Linked DNA regions of Mus musculus: region 1 is linked to region 2. Evidence: chromatin contacts called from ENCODE Hi-C or POLR2A ChIA-PET data. All regions are on one chromosome and are shown on one strand. The core of a region is the stretch at or near the end of the contact, and the rest is flanking DNA. Distances in the headings are between cores, read along the strand shown.

The links. A loop is a pair of places that touch in the nucleus more often than their neighbours do. ChIA-PET counts read pairs that join two places held with the same protein, here RNA polymerase II (POLR2A).
Region 1: a map of heart shows a loop between it and region 2 (4-fold over the local background). The contact joins two enhancer-like sites. A Hi-C loop is called at or near these places in 6 of 37 maps with a recorded cell type or tissue (CH12.LX, heart and left cerebral cortex). POLR2A ChIA-PET finds 5 or more read pairs at or near these places in 1 of 5 experiments (Patski).

The regions. Positions count from the first base shown.
Region 1 is chr14:32,002,569-32,005,981 of GRCm38, forward strand. No RefSeq gene overlaps it. Among named protein-coding and RNA genes, the nearest start is that of Galnt15, 25 kb to the right of the region's middle. Within about 2 kb of position 1,519, at least 2 of the 3 ENCODE cell types and tissues checked have a DNase peak (open chromatin) inside an H3K27ac peak, as active enhancers do.
Region 2 is chr14:31,962,407-31,965,821 of GRCm38, forward strand. No RefSeq gene overlaps it. Among named protein-coding and RNA genes, the nearest start is that of Gm41125, 21 kb to the left of the region's middle. Within about 2 kb of position 1,752, at least 1 of the 3 ENCODE cell types and tissues checked has a DNase peak (open chromatin) inside an H3K27ac peak, as active enhancers do.

The sequences.
Region 1 (3,413 bases), core at 269-2,768, 40 kb after region 2:
TAGACTCTATAATGGAAACTGTGACCTTCAACTCTCAGGACTACAGTTGACCTGTGTAGTGGTGATTGCTTAAGTGAGAGTGTCCCCCAGTAGGAGCAGATGGAGCTGGCTAAGCTTCTGGAGGTCCCTGGAGTCCCGGACAAAAAGGAATTAACACTGTACAGTCCCCACCGCCCCCACCGCCCCCACCTTCCCAGCTCATGGTTGCCCTGTGGCTCTGGCTTAAGCTCACATGACCGTGGGCATATATAGTTCTGAGCACACAGTCCCTCATATTTGGGAGCCTTGGCTCCTTCACCAATCTGAAATCACTCACCTGAATCCTAAACGGTGCATAAAAGGCCTCTATGACGTTGGTTGCATTGGAAGATGGACAGTGTAGCCTAGGGTAGACGGGGAGGCCAGAAGCTGGTATTAACTGAGATTCAGTGAGGCTCAAAACTGGGGGGTGGGGGTGGGGGAAGCAAGCAGGAAACCCAAACATCTGACATCCAAATCATCCGCCTGTGACAGAACAGCTTCCAACTAATTAAACACAGAAAGCCCTCTTTTAGCAAAGATAATCCTACTGAATCAACTGGCGCGATTTTTTTCCAGCCAGCTTCTGTCTCTTGGAGCTTCAGTTAAAAGCTGCTTAGCAGATGGTACATTCTGAGTCACAAAGTTGGTCTCTCTGGCAACCATATGTGCTTCTGGTTTTGGGGGGATTCTGGCCACACGGTCAGGGAAGAAAGCCCTTTCTGGGTGCCCAGTGGTGTGCGCTCGTCCACTGGAGAACACAGGCCACGTGCATCTCACATCGCGTATGGGGTCAGCTGGACAGGATCTCTGCTCATTCAGAAATCTGGGGCCCTGGAAGGAATAGCAGGCCTTAAGGAGCTCGGCCTCTGGAATGGAAGAACACGGAAGAGATACACGGAGTCAGGGGAGGATGGCCGAGCCACTTGTCTGTACTCTGGGTACCTAAAGGGTCTTCTGAACCTTTTCTTGCATTCAAGGAACTACTTGAGGAATGTTTACCAAAGATTTGACAAACTGGCCGGGTGTGGCCAGGGGGAAGGGTTGGAAAAGTCACTGTCTCCTGCCTCTTAACCAGATGTGCACACACACACACACACACACACACATACATATGTATATGCACATACATACGTATATATTACAATTTTATCCCTTTCTCTTCAAGACTCCCATTAGTGCTGAAGTCACAGCTCTCAGATAGCCCCAAAGCCAGAAACTGTTTGGAGGCAGCAAGGGTGATTTTTACTCAAGACTGGCCCTTTTATGGCATGTCTTCTACAAGTCAGAAATATCTTTCCCAAGGATCTAGGAAATCCTTGGGAAAGGATTTTTGGTTAGCTCTACCAAAACCCAAGGCAGGAGGGGATAGCCTCAGTTAGCTCTACCATAACCCAGGGGCAGGAGGGGTGTGCGCCAGCAAGCTGCGCTGGGTGAGCTAAAGCAAAGGCTCCGAAGGGTGTGCGTTTGGGGGTGGGGGTGATGGTGACAGCTGATGTCACCGGGGCTCTCACACTTGCCAACTGAAGCTCACTAAAGATAGGTTCCCACTCCTCCACAGAGCCTAGGAGACAGGGGCAGAAGCCCCATCTGTCTTGATGTTTACAGTGTTCCTGGATCCTTGGGAAAGATATTTCTGACTTGTAGAAGACATGCCATAAAGGGTCAGAGAAATGATTCACAATGATAAAGTATTTTGTTTGTTGAGTAAGCACTTCAAGGCGAGGGGGGTGGTCACAGAGACTGGTGGATTTTAGGACAAAGTAAATTCTTTCAACATCACTGAGCTTTATGGGCAGGGGCTCAAGAGGCCTGGGGTTGTCCTCATAGGGATATGGCCCCAAGCTGCTAAAAACTGTTGGAAGTTTTCGGCTCTTAGTGGCCAGCAGGAGAACTGATGTAAAGGCAGAGAGGCTACAGCTGTATGGGCCAAGACCAGGGCCTGGCTGAGGACAGGGTTCAGAGAAGCCAGACATAATTTTACCCAAGGCCAGAGTGCCATTCCTCACCGTGTGTGTCTGTGTCTGTGTGTGTGTCTCTGTCTGTGTGTGTGTCTCTGTGTCTGTATGTGTCTGTGTGTGTGTGTTTGTGTCTGTGTGCATGTATGTATGTGTCTGTGTATGTCTGTATCTGTTTGTCTCTGTGTCTGTGCATGTGTGTCTGTATGTGTCTGTGTCTGTGTGCATGTGTGTCTGTATGTATCTGTATGTGTCTGTGTGTATGCTGTATGTGTGTATGTCTGTGTATATCTGTATCTGTGTGTCTGTGTGCCTATGTGCATGTATGTGTGTCTGTGTATGTCTGTCTGTGTCTCTGTGTCTGTGTGTGCTCACTAGGGATTGAACCTAGGGCCTTTTAGCCTTGCTGTCCTATCTCCCCAGCAACCTGTCCCACTTTTAACTTATATTTTGAGGCAGATCTCACTGCTGCCCCAGCTGGCCAGGATCACACTGTAGCACGGGAAGGTCTTGTACTTTAACCCCCTTGCCTTCACACCTGCACCACTGTGTCTGGCAGAGTATCTTTGTCAATGCTAATCAAACTTGACTGCCTTGTCTGTTGATGGAAATAGTTTTCTGTGTTTCTCAGGGCAGTTTAACCCTGTTCCTCCCTGTTATTTGCTGTTTGGAAGCTGGTCTATGTTCTATATAGACTCTTGTTATTCTTTAAATCAAGTTTCCCAAGCTAGATTTTAACTTATTCGGATAAAAGAACACACATTATATCCAGAAAAAAATAATCCTCCCTTGTACCTTCTAACTAGCCAGCCTGATCATCATCATTGGCCCCAAACTCCAGATTCCTTTCTGTTCTCAGTGATGCCACCGAACAGTCCCATGTTCCATTTCTCTAACCACCTCTGAGATTTTGTTTTTCTCCTTGAACTCTTTTTTTAACAAGAGAGCAAAATAAGGCTCACTGACTGACTCTTTCATTTTGTCTTAACACTCTGTCTCCCAAAAAAGTTCCCAAGGATTCATTCAGGTGCTCACATATTCACTGAGCACTAAGGTCCTGGTCGCTGTCACTGCCACCTTGACACAACCTGACGTCATCTGAGAGAAGAGACATCACTGAGCAAGTGTCTGAATTTGATTGGCCTGTGGGCACTTCAGTCGGTGACGATAGTCTAACTTATTAATTGATTCAGGAAGACTCGACCACTGTGAGAGACACGGTTCCCGTGGGTAGGAGGGCTCTGAGCAGTGTAAGGAGGAAGAAGCTAGCTGAAAGCGGAAAGCGAGGAGTACCCTCACCTTTAGTCTCTTTCTGGGCTGCACTGTGGATGTGATGTTTTTAAGTCCCTGCCTTGACCTCATAAAGATGGTCTGTGACCTGGAAGCACAAGCCAAGTAAACGTTTTCGGTGTTGTGTTTTGGTCAGGCTATTTATTA
Region 2 (3,415 bases), core at 502-3,001:
GCTCTGTCCAGATGTTCTGCTATCTACAGTTCCTGTGTGTATTTATTTGTATGTTCTAATCTAGACTTGATCTTTGGCCAGTGGGATATAGAACAATTGACGAGATGGCTGAGAGGAGCCTAGATCTTAAAGGGATAAAGCTGGTTCTACTCGCTCCTCTTGTCCCTCCTCCATCATGAGACGAGCTTAATCTAAATAGCTGCTGCCCTCTACCTATAATAAACACACATGTTTGCCACATGTCTGTGAAGAGCTAAGCTGGATTCTTAGCTTAAAGCAGAGACCCAGTTGATGTCAACCTGTGCTCATAGTCAAAACAAAAATGACTGTAGTTTAAGTTACTGGATTTCCGTTTGGCTCATCACACCGCAATAACCTGCTGGTACCAAACCACCCTGTTGGTGTAGAGCAGCATCTTGACCCATATCATTTTTATTCTTTTCTCTTTGCTCAGGTAGCTTCTCTGTGTACTGATTGGGTGTCTGTGTAGCCGTGGTGAAAAGTCCAGTTTGTAAGTCACCCATGTGGTGGACCCTGAAACGAAGGGAGACAGATTAGAGTTGAAGGTTGGTACTCGTGGGTTTTAGTTTGTTTTTTGAGTTCACATCTTCCTAGGTTCCTTGTTCTTCCCTCCTTCTTGCCCAGCACAGGTGCTACTAAACACAGAGGTGACAGCCTTGTACACACAGCTTCATCATCTCCCCTTGTTTCTCAGTAAATTCAATTTTCTGCATTACTCATTACAGTAATGCTTCCCTGACCAAGCCCGCTCTGAAAGCTGTCTCCCCGAGACGTCCCTGCAGGTGTGTTTACTGTTGTCAAACACTGGAAAACAAGGCAGTGGAAACTGTTCCAAGTGCAGAATCCTTTGTCAAACTTCACAGTAACGACAGCTGAAGCATTGTGACTCTGAGCCACCACCCTTCCCCACCCCCACGATCTTCTCAGAACTTCTTTGTGGGAGGGTCTTAGCCAACAGAGAGTGAGTATTGAATGATGAAGTCATCACAGGGGGAAAAAAAATCAATTCGGGGCTTTGGAGTACCAATGGGTGGGGTTAACCACAGATTTGTCATAGGATTTTAAATTCAAAGCAGCAGGAGTTCCCTAAAAGGAAAAGAGAAAAATAACTTTATTTACTGCAATATTACTATTTTCATAGTTTCTCAGAACAGGTTGTACAGACCAATACAAATGTTACGAAGCTGGAGTCCGATGGAACACAGAATCATAACAAGTGGATGTTATGCTCAGAACTCAGAACCAGGGTGGCCCAGCCCCCTGTGAGGTGGCCTCAGAGCTCCATGGGATAAACAATCGCAGCCACGACCTGGGAGTTGAGGAAGTGACTCATTTTCAGGAATGAGCCCCTTTAGAGGCTGACAGACATTCCTTTTATTTTCCCCTTGTGACTTGGCCTCTGGGAGATGCTGCTGCAGCCAGTGCGCTGGTACTCCAGCGTTTACTGGGAAGGCACTGGCCTCTCTCACCCCATGTTGTCTGGTCTTTCTGCTCTTGGCATCTCACTGTCCTTAAGGGTAGCCATGCTCTAAAATCAATGAACTTCTTGATATGTGGGTGAGACTTAAGAGATCTCCTCTTGTAAGAAGGAGCCATTGTTAGGGACTTTGGGGTTGAAATGCTTTGTCTGAGTTTCTCCACAGAGGCACTGAACCTCAAACACAATTGAGTTCCTGGGTGGAGGTGGAGGCAGGTCAGTAGGAGATGTCTGCAGCCTGCAAGTGATGGCTGCGGCCAGGGTCACAGCTGGGGAGGGCTGGAAGTTTGCAGGAGAACCAAGACAAGAGACAGAGCAGAGCTGACAGGTCTGAGGGAGTGTCTCCAGAGGTTCTGACCGGTGCATCATCACCCTCTTCCTCCTCCTAAGTGTGTCTCATCACCAGGGTTCTTGGGATGTGTTACCAGGGAAAGCAGGCCCCTGGGTACAGGGTACAGAGACAAGAGTGTTCACAGATGCAGTATTCCTAACAGCTCTGATCATAACATCAAGCTAACAACTTTAACTGCAGAATGGACTGGAAAGTGGTGGTGTATTATTTATAAACCAATTGAGGCTGAATTCTATAGTGCTATATATGCTTTCTAGGTTCACCAACTGGGCAACTTAAGCCAGATTTTTCAGATACAGGGTTTCTCTGTGTGGCCCTGGCTGTCCTGGAACTCACTCTGCAGACCACGCTGGCCTTGAACTCAGAGATCTACCTGCCTAGGTCTCCTGAATTTTGAGATTAAAGGCATTCACCACCACTGCCTGACACAACCAAAAGAAAATTTTAATTAAAAAAAAATATTTTTTTTCCAAAACACCATTTCTAGCCCATGTTGGTTCCAACTCTCTGTGAATAGTCGGATGACACTGAACTTCTGGTCTTCTAGCTCCTACTTCCAAAACTTCTGGAATTCCAGGCATGTGCCACCACCCCTGCTTCACGAGGTACTGGCCACAGGGCTTTGCACATGCTAGATACTGTTCCATCTGAGTTACATCTCCAACCTAAAAATTCTTGCTATCAAATTCAGGAGCTAGAAGACGGAAATTGAGGATCAGCAGGGTTGGTTCCTGTTGGGGCCTCTGAGGAGCATTTGTTCCCTGCCTTGCCCCTTCCAGCAGCAGCTGGCAATTGCTGGGTTGGCATCCTGTCTGGTAGCTATGTCACTGGTATCCTCACATCCGGCCCACGAGGCCTTCTCCCTCCTGTCCATGTTCACACAGCCTTTACATGAGGGCATGGTCATGAGAATTAGGACTCCTCCACATCCCCATACTAACTCATACTAACTTAACTGACCCTGTTTTCAAATCAAGTAACAGTCTGAACATGAACCTGGGGGTAAACTAGTCAACCCAGTGCAATACTATATAGCTGTTAAAGTGATAAGCCACAGTATATGCACCAAAGACAGTAGTGAAAGAAGGCACAAAAGCCCATGGAATGTGATGTGACATTACCAAGTTCAAAGTCAGGAGAACTGAGCTGTGGCATTTGGGAACATATGCTTGGCTGACTGTTGAAATTAATATTATAAAATCCCAGTGGTGGGTTCTGCTACCCGCCTCAATGGTTTATGTTCCCAAATTAAAGGCAAACATATAGTCTTTATATTTCAATATGCTTTAAACATCACAATAGTTGGGCCACTGCCTAACCTTCATGCAGTTAATCCCGAGTTATTACTTACTAATTCTATGTTCTATTTTGGCTGTCTTGGACCCAGTTGGGCAGCCCTCTGGGCTGCACTCTCCTGGCTTCTTCCCATGACAAATGGATACAGGATAGTCAATTGCTAAGCTCTGCCAATACAGGGTAAGCTAGTTCTTTATAATTCCTGCTTCAATTAAGATCTGTCAGATGGTTCTGGGCCAGAAGGCTGAAGACAGAGGCTCCAATATTAT